2 separate regions of the Mus musculus genome follow, and region 1 is linked to region 2. A link is a contact called in ENCODE Hi-C or POLR2A ChIA-PET data. All regions are on one chromosome and are shown on one strand. Each heading gives the region's core, a stretch centred on a gene start or an enhancer-like site at or near the end of the contact. The rest is flanking DNA. Distances are from core to core; before and after follow the strand shown. Region 1 overlaps Sh3bgrl (SH3-binding domain glutamic acid-rich protein like). Region 2 holds the start of Sh3bgrl (SH3-binding domain glutamic acid-rich protein like).

Evidence for each region. A loop is a pair of places that touch in the nucleus more often than their neighbours do. ChIA-PET counts read pairs that join two places held with the same protein, here RNA polymerase II (POLR2A).
Region 1: a loop to region 2 is called in a map of heart, with 2.9 times the contacts of the local background. The contact joins the enhancer-like site here to the promoter of Sh3bgrl in region 2. A Hi-C loop is called at or near these places in 4 of 37 maps with a recorded cell type or tissue (all heart). POLR2A ChIA-PET finds 5 or more read pairs at or near these places in 1 of 5 experiments (Patski).

The regions. Positions count from the first base shown.
Region 1 is chrX:109,138,895-109,145,209 of GRCm38, forward strand. All of the region lies in intron 1 of Sh3bgrl (SH3-binding domain glutamic acid-rich protein like), which reads left to right. Among named protein-coding and RNA genes, the nearest start is that of Sh3bgrl, 47 kb to the left of the region's middle. Within about 2 kb of position 3,482, at least 1 of the 3 ENCODE cell types and tissues checked has a DNase peak (open chromatin) inside an H3K27ac peak, as active enhancers do; it is heart, where a contact is called at or near this core.
Region 2 is chrX:109,091,721-109,098,258 of GRCm38, forward strand. Sh3bgrl (SH3-binding domain glutamic acid-rich protein like) reads left to right here and starts at 3,687. Exons shown (of 4, transcript NM_019989.2): 1 at 3,687-3,917. The coding sequence starts at 3,873.

The DNA of each region.
Region 1 (6,315 bases), core at 2,232-4,731, 47 kb after region 2:
GAAGGATGGATGGCTAGCAAAATTGCCTTACAGACAAGCCAAAACCAAACAATAACAAAATTTGCATTTGGAATTGTTATACATTTCTAAGAATTTGATCATGATGGCCAAAGATTATAATTTGCATTTGATGTCATTTATTATTTTTTAGAGTGAGTTAGCTGAGACACTCTGTCCTGATTTGATTGATGCAATTATCAATTGTTCAAATGTCTTTGAATCTTTTCTCTGTCTTGCCTCCCTTTTTTTCTTACTTTCTACCATAATATCACCTTTGAAATGGAATGACTTAAAATATGTTTATTATATCGGGGCAGATTTTGTTCATGGGAAAAGCATTTACAGGGCAGAAAATGCACTGAGACAAATGTAAAACGATTTTTCTTTCCCTTTGAAAAAACCAAAGGGCAGTGATAAATTTTCTTTCAATGGAAAATAATTAAGAACTGCATTTCTGAGAACTTGCATGTGGCTCTGTATGGGTATTATTGGTATTCATATTATTCACAGAATGGTTTGGGGAACTTTTTGAGGTTAAGACAATGACTTTCTAACTCTTTATTATTTCACAATATTTTCTGTTACCTCTTCTTCTCACTCATGAACATTGGTGGAATTTTACTGTGAACACAAGTAACAAATTTCACTGGTAGGTTTTGAGGATTCAAGTTTAGGTTGACTTAGGAATTTGTTCTACTGCTCCACACTTGTTTATGCGGGGAGTGGCAGTTCTTTTCCTTTTGGAGGAAATTGCCACATAATGTAGCCAATTTAAGAAAATATCGCAATTTTAAAATGTGTCTGGATATTTTTTTTTACCTGGTGATTAACTTTGAGGCTTAAGAATTGTTTTGTTTAACAAAAGTATTGTTTGACAATGTTTAACTTCCGGTCAGCTTTCTCATAGACTGTTATATTCTAACTTCCTTATGGACAGTTGTTTAAACAATTTAACTTCTGATCTTTGTACTTAGGAGTTTTGCTGCAATAGTATAAATACTTTAATCTTTCAACACTTTATAAAGAGAATTTGGTTTCCAAGTGGCCCTTTAAACTTTTACTGGGCTTTTATTTCTCAGAGCCCAGTGATGTAAGGAAAGTCACTAGACTTTGTGACTGCTCAGACATTTTCCCAGCATGTCACATATCATTTGCCTTATAGTGGCTTCCTAGCAACTGCATAGATTTCTTTTTAACATCTTAAATCCTCCTGTGTAGTTTTTTTTATATTGATACTAATAGCATCCTCTGAAAAGTTTCATTGGGTTATGCATATAAACCTTACTATATTTGATTCCAAAGCTTGATTCTTTGTCTACACACTTCCGTTCTCATAAAACCCCAGAAGGACGTTTTCTGTATTGTGACTTTGTTTCCTTTTTTAAAAATTAGATATTTTCTTCATTTAAATTTCAAATACTATCCCGAAAGTCCCCTATACCCTCCCCAAGCCCTGTTGTCCAACCCACCTACTCCCGCTTCCTGGCTCTGGCATTCCCCTGTATTGTGACTTTTAAGCCATGGCATCATTCATTATGCTTAGTACTTTGAGGGCAGAGATTCTCTTTATTTCTTAATATTCTTTATTTTATACACACACATACACGATCTTACTTTCATTCGCTTATTAATTCCTTTACCATATATTTATAAAACACCTGCAGTGGATACTAAGTAACATGATGAGCAAAATAGGCAAGGTTTTAGCCATATGAGAACCTATAATTTACAGTCACGACTGTTTTCTAGCAGGTAATGCAATAGGCTTCTCTTATCTGTGATTTTCTGTGCAAAATTTCTGAGAGGTAGGTATTATTATTATTATTATCAACAGATAATGAGTTTGAGACTCACAGGGTTAATCAGCTTGCTCAGCCATACACAATAGGTAGAAGTTCTCTGAGTTTCCAAGCCAAATCTGTTTGGTCCTGTATTGGTTTTCTGTGCTGTAGAGCAGATTATTGTAATTTTATCCATTTAAATCAACATCCATTTATTATAGTACAGTGCCTATAGGACAGAAGTCCTGGCATAGTTCAGCTGTATTCTTGATAAAACTGCAGTCAAGATGTACTGACTTGTGAGTGGGAGGGTACACTAAGGCAGAATCTACTTTCATGCTATGTGGTGGTTGACAGAATTCCTCGAGACTATAGGATTTGTTTGCTTCTTTGTAAACAAAGTAGACTCATGTGTGAGTCTCGTAGAGAGCCTCATCTCCCACAACATAACAATGACATCCTATCAACGTTGCCATATTCTCTTGAATATAAACAAGAAGTCCTACCACCCCTAAGTAAGTCTCTGGTGGGGTTTCTGAGGAAGGAACACCTTAGAGTGTTTGTGCCAAAGATTCAGTGGTGCACAGCCTTACCTTTATAATATGCTACCACTAGAAAGGCCTTCATATATATGATGTATTTTACTTATGAAGCAATCTGTTTAAGTTCTTGCTAGTCTTTTAAGAATATACCTTTTTTTTTTTTGCTTTTCACAGTTGGAATCACAAAAATATATAATTTTCTTGATTTTCCTCCCCATGTTGTAAATATTTTCCCTTGTTGCTACATAATCATACAGCACGTGCTTGCTTTCACTGTGCATGCAATATTCTTTCAAGTAATTACTTCACAAACATTTAGGCAAGTCTGAATGGGTAAATATGCAGACAATTTTCAAATCTCCACTGTCAAAAGGAAACAAATAACAAACTCACCAGAATATATCACACACAATTTCTTCAGGCACATCATTTAGCTCTCTTTTGTTTATTTACTTAAAGCATCTGGACTTGAAATTACAAGATTAAGAACTATGAATGTTTCCATGGCTATTACCACACACTGGAAAAAAAAGTTTCTGAGTTTACTTGACTTTGTCTGAATTAACAGCCTTCAGCACAAGCAACATACTTGATCATACTAATTAGGAACACTATGCTCACTGAAAATGAAGATGATGTCTCTGTGTGCTCTTTAATTCTCATGTTTGGCAGGGGAAGAGTAAGGGTTATTATGGTCTCTTTATGGCTCTGCAACAGCTCTCAGAATCTGGTTCTACCCTGTAATTGAAAGGACCCTCTTAGGATTTAGTCTTAACGAGTTATTCCATATCTGGATTTTTTTCCCCTGGCCACACTAAGGTGTTTCTGTAGTAGGACAGAGATAGTTTTCTGAGTCATTTGGGAACTCTATTTGCGTCTTTCAGAGGAGGTAGAATGAATGAATTTACTTATTCACATACACCATTTTGATGTTATATGCATACCCCCTGGCCACACATTTCATAATAGCCTGTCAATAGAAGAAGATGGCCAGCTTATGCGACACACTGCAGTGTGGCTAATATTTGTCATTTAGTTAACACTAGCAAGCTTATTGCTTTTCTTATGATTTAGGAACTGATAGAGTTGATGGTTACAGCCTTCTTTTTTAAAAAAGGCATCTTGTGTGCCGCAGATTTTAGCTACCATATTTGGTTCTCGTATGCCTGCCCTGTGACTTCACATCAGCCTGTTTGAGGATTTGTGTTTTTGCTTATCCTTATATGGAAAGGCTGCCTGGTGACTGTGTCTGACCGGAATTAGAAGCCCTGTAGCATTAGCAGGAAGTGGTTTTAGGACACAGTTTCCTTACTGCTGGAATTTGTTATGCAAAGAGAAAGATGGGTTGGGAACATTTTGTTGCTCATAATGTTTCTTCTAAACATCCAAGTTCCTTTTATTCTACTCTAACGCTATTCTCTTAAAGAGGATTCAAATCTATCCAGAAAACCATTGTACTGACTTCTTAATGGCAGTGATTAAGGCAGGAGTGTGGGGGCTGAGATGAACAGATTTATTTTCAAAAATCTTAGCATGACACCAGTCTGACATTTTTGAATGGAAGATCCATAATGTTAGAATAGCACATGTACCAGTTATTGAGCTCTGATAATTTCTGCTAACAGTGTGAAGTGGTTTTCTTTAAGGATACTCCTAAAGTTTTGAGAGTAGCCTAGGGTGCCTGTTAACCCTATTTTCCTTGAAGAGCCATTTCCTGTAGCCTGGTGTACTGGCACTTTTGTGGAAGCATGTCATAACGCTCTTTGTTTTACACTTGCATTTGTCCATGTACATGAAATGTACAGGCAGTATAATTCACATGACAGCCATTTCCTGTATAAATCTGTAATCACAAGCCACTAACACTGTGCTCTAAAATGCTTAAGTTGTGCCATGGTGGTGCATGTCTGTCATGCTAGCATTCAGGATGCTGAAGCAAGAGTTTATAAGTTGAAGGTCATTGTGGACCATGTAGTGAGACCCTAGTTCAAAAAAAAAATGTTGTAAGGGATAGGAATGTAATTCAGTGATAGAATACTTGCTTGTGGTATATGAGGCCTTGAGCTTGATTGCAAAACAAGAGCAACAGCAACAAAAAATCTTAAAGGGATGGGGAAAATGTTGCAATTACATTACATTCTCAAAAATAAACAAAAATGATACTAAAAAAATAATCTCCAGGTTTTCTTGCTGCTACTTTAGACCAGGCTTTGAAATGGAGACTGATACACAAAATTATTATGAGCCACATCTGCGCTCAAGAGAGCTTCAGTAAGTCAACAGATGATCTAATTAGCAGGAGGCATCAAGCATGGCAGTACCTTATTTGTTATTCTGTATACTTCGTTTTTTAATGGTGATTTTTACTCTGGCAGAGATTGGACAAATAAGTAATTTGGAACAAGTTCCCTAATCCATCTGAGCATTAGTTTCTTTTTCAGAGTGTCTGGAATGAAAATAATAGCAGCTGCTTCAGAAGATTATTGTGAGACTAAAATAAAATAAACATGTAAAGAGCTTATCACAGTGCCTGGTTCATAGGAAACGCTTTATAAATAATAATTATCACATTATATTTTACAACGAGATCACACATGGTGTAATGCAAAAGGGACCTGATGCATATAGCTTATTGCTAACCAATTCAGCATATCTATTCTTTTTCCTTATTATTCTAGCACTAATTCATCTACTTGCCTGCAGCAGAATTATTCCAGACTTTGATTAAGGGCTGGTTAGATGTAATCATTAAAAATCATGGACTAGTTTAGAATTTATATTTTATAATTATAATTTTCAAATTCCTTCAGATCATAATAATTGTTATTTTTAATGTCTAGAATCATTGAGGCCTAGATTGTATTGAAGAGTTACATTTTTAATGAACTGGTAACCCCATAACATTACCAGATAGAGTCAAATATTGAACCTTTTCTACTGGTAGAGAATCCTGATTTGGAAGTGGCTGTTTCAGATGTCTTGGTTTTTGTTTGTTTGTTTGTTGTTTTTTTCTTTGTTGTTGTTTTTTCTTTGAATGCTGTGGAAATTTGTTCATTTGTGCACATACTCATTTGGAAAATAAGATGAAACCATACTTTGTTACACAGAATTCACAATTAACAAGAACACATAAAAATATTGCCTTGGAAATAGTGTCTCTCACTATGCTGCCCAGGTCTCAGGTCCTAGGCTCATGTGATTGTCATCCTCTCACAAGGACCTGGAAATAGATGTGTAGCCACTGTGCCAGGGAGTATTACTTCTTAAAAGATTTTGTCAGTGTTATATAGATTGCTTTCTATATCATTTGTTTGATTCTTTAATGTGTGTGTGTGTGTGTGTGTGTGTGTGTGTGTGAATGCCAGAGGATAACTTGTGAAGGTTGATTTTCTCTCTCCACTGTGTGAAGATAGCCAGCTCAGATTGTCTGGTTTGGCTGCAGGTGTCTACCCAATGAGCCATATTATTGGACTAAAAATTTCTTAAAGAAAACAAACATAGAAGGTAAAACGAAAGAAGGCAGGCAAATGTAGTGAAATAATGTAAGATTTGCTATTAAAAGATATCTGAATTTGAATTTTAGTCTCGTCATATATTGGTTTTGTGACTTTGAGTACATTTCATTAATCACTATGAGTCTTGGTAGTCTAATCCATAACATGAAAATCAAGATACCTGCCCTACAGGATATTTTGAATAGGAAGTGGACATGAAGCAATAACTGTAATGTTAGTTAACTAACTTTCTCTTCATTGCCATCCATCTACAGTGATAACTAATAGTGGTATAAATAAGAAGCCAAATCTGTTTCCAGCAGTTTACGTATTTATTTTTTTCCTTATCTATGTGCATGGGTCTTTTGACTGCATCTGTATGTGCACAATGTGACTGCTTGGTATCTGTGGGATCTAGAAGAAGGTGTTGGATCTCCACATGGAACTGGAGTTACTTGTGACTGAGTCACTATGTTTGTGTTTGTGTTTGCCTGTGTG
Region 2 (6,538 bases), core at 2,437-4,936:
TGGATCTGCATGTGGTTTACTTACAAGCATAATTGTGGCTTCATAGAATAAATTGGGTAGTGTTCCTTCTGTTTCTATTTTGTGGAATAGTTTGAAGAGAATTGGAATTACGTCTTCTTTGAAGGTCTGATAGAATTCTGCACTAAACCCATCTGATCCTGGGGATTTTTTTGGTTGGTAGACTTTTAATGACTGTTTCTATTTCTTTAGGGGCTATGGGACTGTTTAAATGATTTATCTGATCCAGATTTAACTTCAGTACCTGGTATCTGTCTAGAAAATTGTCCATTTCATCCAAGTTTTCTAGTATTGTTGAGTATAGGCTTTTGTAGTAGGATCTGATGAATTTTTGGACTTCCTCAGATTCTGTTGTTATGTCTCCATTTTCATTTCCGATTTTGTTAATTAGGATACTGTCCCTGTGCCCTCTAATTAGTCTGATAAGGGTTTATCTATCTTGTTGATTTTCTCAAAAAAACCAGCTCCTGGTTTGGTTGATTCTTTGTATAGTCCTTTTTGTTTCTACTTGGTTGATTTCAGCCCTGAGTTTGATTTTTTCCTGATGTCTAGTCTACTCCTCTTGGGTGAGGTACAATGTGTGATTTGAGCTTTAGTAAAGTTTCTTTTATTAATGTGGGTCCCCTTTCATTTGGATCATTTGGGTTTGCAACCCCATAGGAAGAACAACAATATCAACCAACCAGACCTCCCCAGAGCTCCCAGTGACTAAACCACCAACCAAGGAGTACACATGGAGGGACCCATGGCTCCAGCCACATATGTAGCAGAGTATGGTCTTGTTGGGCATCAATGGGAATAGAGGCCTTTGATCCCCAGTGTAGGGGAATGCCAGTGTGGGGAGGCGGGAGTGGGTGGGTAGGTGGGAAAATACCCTCATAGAAGCAGCGGGAGGAGTGATGGGATGGGATTTTCAGGGGGATAACATTTGAAATGTAAATAAAGCAAATATCCAGAAGAAAAAAAAGAAAATATCCAACAAAAATAAAATAAAATTTAACTGTAATCTCTTGGGTCTATTCAGTTTATCAGCATTTCTGTATGAAATATTAAAATGTAAAATTGCATTTATTATTATTATTATTATTATTATCATTATGTGTGAACAATACACATGGGCAGTATGTGTGCATGTGTTTGTGTATGTGTGTCTGTGTATGTTTGCTTGTGTGGTGTTCATGTGTGCCTGGTCACACATGTGCCCATGGTGTATGTATAGAGATCAAAGGACAGTTCTTTGGAGTCAGTTTTCTTTTGTTTTTATTTTTCAAGATTTATTTATTTTTATTTATATGAGTACGCTGTAGATCTCTTCAGACACACACCAGAAGAGTGCATTGGACCCCATTTTAGAAGGTTGTGAGCCACCATGTGGTTGCTGTTTATTGAACTCAGCACCTTTAGAAGTCAGTGCTCTTAACTGCTGACCCATCTGTCCAGCCTAGGAGTCAGTTTTCTTTTCCACCCACCTCAGCTGTTAAGCAAGAAAGTGCCCCACAGACTTTCCTACAAGAGTTTTCTGACTTGATGTATCTCATTCCAGATAAATCTAGCTTGGGTCAAGCTGTCAAAAAACTAGCTAAGAGAATTATTTATATAACTTTTGGTATGCCTATAAATTTGAAACACATAAAACCATTCAAGATCATATTTTTTTAACATAGGAGAATACAAAAGTATATTTTTTGTACATAGCAATTTATAATAAATAACAATTCAAAATACCCTCTCCTTCCATACCATTACTTTTAACTTCTTGTCGCCTGCTCTATCCCTACCTGGAAAAGCTGATCTGTAACACAGGGGAAATTATCTTTAGGTCCTGGGGCTGTGTTCAATTAAGAGACACAATGTCATTAAGTTGACTGTGCTGGCTGGGAATTCCTGAACCCAAGTAATCTTAACTGAGTAGTAAGGGCTATGGCATTCATTGGTGTTCAGGGTCTTCTAAGTTTTCTGCACACAATCTGGGTTTATTTTTAAGTTTTGAGAGACACTGGCCTTTGGTTGTCATGATTTCCTAAGGAAATAGATTATACTGTTTGATCCAACCCAGTTTATTCAAATTCACCGTAACCTTTCCAGGCAAATGCTCTCGGGCAATTTCTCTATAGAAAATTTAAGCAGTAATGACCATTCTATGATACCCATCTCAAGGATAGCTCAAAGTAGGGAAGAACGGCATAAGGATATCCATTACCTTTATGTTAGAAATATTGGTAATAGTCTCTCCTAAAAATGTATCAGAAGTCTTATCATTAAGAATCATCAGGTTTTATGTATAAAACAAGTTATTGACTTATATTCACTAAGACAAGTATATCTATTACAGAACTGTACATGTGTATGTGTGTGTGTGCGTGCATGTGTGTATGTACTTGAAATCCAACTTTGGGTCTTAGTGTGATCTATAAGAGATCTACACATCTAGCCTCATTTTTCTAATAGATAAAGCCCACCAGATTCTTTGCTAATGCTACCATTCAGTTTTCTGGGAATAATTGATTGTGTTCAATAGTTTATAGACTAATTAGAAATATTTTGTTATTCCTGTTTTTTTTTCATTTTAAGAGTCTCTAAGTCTAAACAGTTAATGTAGAACTCCAAACAAGTTGTACAGTGATAACATAAAAGAAACAATATAGATTTTTTCAAAATCATGATTATGATTTATGATTATAAAGATTTTTCTAATCAAGTGAATTGGCAAGTAAAATTAACAGTAGCCATGATGTTGGTAATGAAGATGGTGGCTAGATTTTTCTCATTTACTGTACTTGATAATTTGTAGAAAGTCATTTTGTTTGGTTGATTTTTGATTTTTAAGAGACTTACCCTGTAGCATAGTCTAGCATCTAATTCCTGGCAATCATGTTTTACTATTCCAAGGGCAGAGATTACAGGTATGAGACAGCAACGGCAAAAAAGTACTTCCAAAGTATTTTCAGATGATTGGTTTTTTTCTTTTCTTTTCTTTTTTCTTTTTTTTTTTCTCTCTCTGCAATTCCTCTCCTCATTTTGGACTTGTTGATTTTTTTTTTTCTCTGCAATTTCCTCTCATTCTAGGGTTGTAGTTTTTTTCTTTGCAATTTCCTCCTTCATTCTAGAGTTGTCGCTTAGATCTCCTGCAAATTCTCACTAAAAAAATGTTCCATATTTTAGCAAAACTCTGAACAAAAAGAACCTATTCTGTGCTTTCCGGTTTGGGGAAACTTGAAACTTCTCTCCAGCCCTCCTCCTCTCCTCGTGCAGCTTTTCAGTATTCAACTCCTGCTGCCAACTAAGGTTAAAAAAAAATCACTTACTTCATTATTGGCATCTTAAAATATACAAGGCTTTGATAACGTGGGCTTAAAGACATTTAAAGTAGTGTCTGGATTCAATATAAAGCTAGCTTTAGGCTATCTTATTTGCATACATTTCTGAGCAGGAAGTAACAAGCAAAACTTCTGGTGTTCATGGGAACCGGTCCTTTATTCTAATCGAATATTTCTTTTTTTCTTACCCCTTCTTTTATTTCTCCCTTGCCCCCTTCCCGGAGAGGGAATAGTCAAAAAGAATTGTTTCAACAGATCTCGCGGTGCTGTTCGAGATCCTGTGTTTTAAAAAAACAATTTAGAAATGATGCAAATGAGCCTGAGCCTTCCGGGGTTTGGGGCTGGGATTGCAGAGCTGGAAGCTCATTGAAAGCAGCCGCTGGTGGAGGCGGGGCTCTGGCCAGTTATCCTTCCACCTTCCCCCACCCTCCTCATCCAACCTCTGTTTGGCCCTTAGCTCGGTTCCAGCCGTTGCTGCAGCTGTTTCCCAGCCCTTTTCAAGACTCCAGCGACCGACCAGAAGCCCTTGTTTCCAGGATGGTGATCCGTGTATATATTGCATCTTCTTCTGGCTCTACGGCGGTAAGGAGAGTGGGAGCCCACCTTTGTTGTTTTCCAACACACTAGTCCTCTTCTGCCCCAGAACCGTTAAATTGAAGAAGTTACACTGGAAGCTTCTCCTTAGAAGACGCAAGCATCGCCCAGAGTACCCCCTTCTTTCCTTTCTTCCTTTGTTGCGTCGATTTATTTATTTATTTATTTTCTCCCGTGGAGTTAGCTTTGTTTGCCTTGAGACGTTAGTGTTCGTTTCTAAAGGAAAAAGAAAACTACCAAGTTTAGGAGATAACTGGTAAAGGGACTTCACGGTTAGGTGAAGTCAAGTAAAATAAAAAACAAGTGGCTTTCAGGTTTTTTAGAGTGAGACATTTATGAAATATGCTCTGAGTACCGAGTTCAGGGGAAGTAGTGCATTTCTGTAAAGGATGAGGGTGCTGATGGGAAGGGAAGGGAAGGGAAGACTTCTGAGTACTGGAATTATTGTGAAGCCACTGGAATGGACTTATTTAGAGAGCGTGCAGGTGGGGTATATAATTTTAAAAATAGGCGAAAGTCAGGGGCAATGATACAAATGATTTTTTAAAAAAGTTCTTCTCCTCTTCCACCTCCTTCCCCTCCTCCTCTCCCCTTCTCTTTCTTCCTGGAATATGAAGCCATTTAAAAAAAATAATGTTGTATGAGACCTCCCCCCCCCCACTGGATCTTATTTTGAGTTTTTCCTTTCCTTCGAAAGATTTTCTTTCTAAAACCCACTCTTTCAAGACTGTTGAAAATGGAGGCAAGAACATGTGGCAACTGAGTTGCTGGCTCTTCATAGGATTTGGTTTTCTTCTTTGATTCATTTGCCAATTGTTAACTTAGAATAACAGTTTTTACCATATCTGAGGAACATTGGGTAAACTGAGGTGAAAGCTGGAATGCATACTCCTGTCACATGAAAGAGCTTCTGTTCCAGCAACCCCAGGAGGAAAAATAAAGGCCCTCAAGTGGCAGAAGCAGATGTGTGGGCTCAGGAATTTGAATGTAGAAAACTCCTCTAGCTTTAGAGTGGCAGAGATCCCAGGTTGCTGGGTTGTTGTCATTTACATTTAGTAGGATTTGGAATAGAGCTGAAGGCTATATGAAATCACCAGAACCATGAACCTTGAACTTTGTCTTTGCCAACATGTGTGGGTGTGTTTAGACGGGCTTTCAAAATATAAGGAAGCCTACTCTTAAAGTTATGGAGCAAACGTTTTGTTTGAAAAAATAGAAATGTTTATTATTTCCTTTGGACCCTACTTTAGAAGCATCTTGTCTTCCATACCTAACATTCTGATACCTCAGAGTAAAACATGGGTTACCGAATATCAATCTACTACATTAACTGCATTTTCAAAACCCAGCTTAATGCCTTTGGTTAATCCTTATTAGATTGACCCTCTCAAGCACTTAGGTTTTGTTGTTGTTGTTGTTTTGTGAGGTATGCAGTTTCAACACTGGTATTTGTTCTTTGCTTTCTCTATCTTCTATTTCTCTCCCAGAAGTAAACTCAAGGAGAAACTGCTTTAAGAATTTCACCAAGTAATAGAGTCACACCCCCCCCTCTTTGTTAAGACATAAAATGTCTAAGTGCCCAAGAAAGGATTAAGAGTTTATTAGATGATTCAAATGACAGATACTCATGTTGTTTTGTCTTTTGTTTCTATTGTTTCTTCATGGATAATTAATGCACTAATTACATTTTTATGAAAATGCCAAAATGAAAGATTTCTTATTATACTCTGGCAATTTTTAAAAAATAATCCTAAAATAGTACAAAGAGTATCTTAAAGGAGAACTACTTAATATGAATGGGGCGGTGGCTGTTTCCTTGAGGAAGGAAATTTCAGTTTGCAGTACCGAAATTTTCTTTAAGATAGCAAAAAAGCATTGTCCTTTTAACAAATGATTTAGAAATTTGGGGGCAAGTGTTCTCATGGGATCTTAAAAAAAAAAAACCTGAAAAGATACATACTTGTAAGTTATTAGTTGTCTAATGAGTGCTTTAAGTGTTTGGCTTTGGCTTGATAATATGTATGTATTGAATGATTTGCCTGCATATGTATACTGTGTGAATACAATGCCCATGGAGACCAGAAGAAGGTGTTGGGTCGGTCCCTGGAGCTAGAGTTCCAGATGGTTATGAGCCACCACGCGGATGCTGGGAACTGAATCCAGGTCCTTTGCAAGAGGAATGAGTGCTCTTGACTATTTGAGCCATCTCTGCAGCTCTGAATCGATTTTCCTGACTGTTAAAAAAATCAGCAATATTAGGTGGTCAGTTGTTCTGTGAATCATCTAGAGCAGCAATAATAAGCAATATTATTTTTACAGCCCAAGACTTCTCATATTTCTCAGCCTGATTTAAAAAAAAAAACACTTAAAATGTGTTCTCTTCTCTGCCCTAATACACAGGAGTCATGCTTGTTCCTCAAGGTTAAAAATATAATCAAATAGATTAGACTTTTCAGTGGATTCTATTGTTTGTTTGTTTTCCAGACAGGGTTTCTCTGTGTATCCATGGTTGTTTTAGAACTTACTGTAGACCTGGCTGGCCTTGAACTCAGAGATCCACCTGCCTCTGCCTCCCAAGTGATGGGATTAAAGGTGTGCATTACTACCAC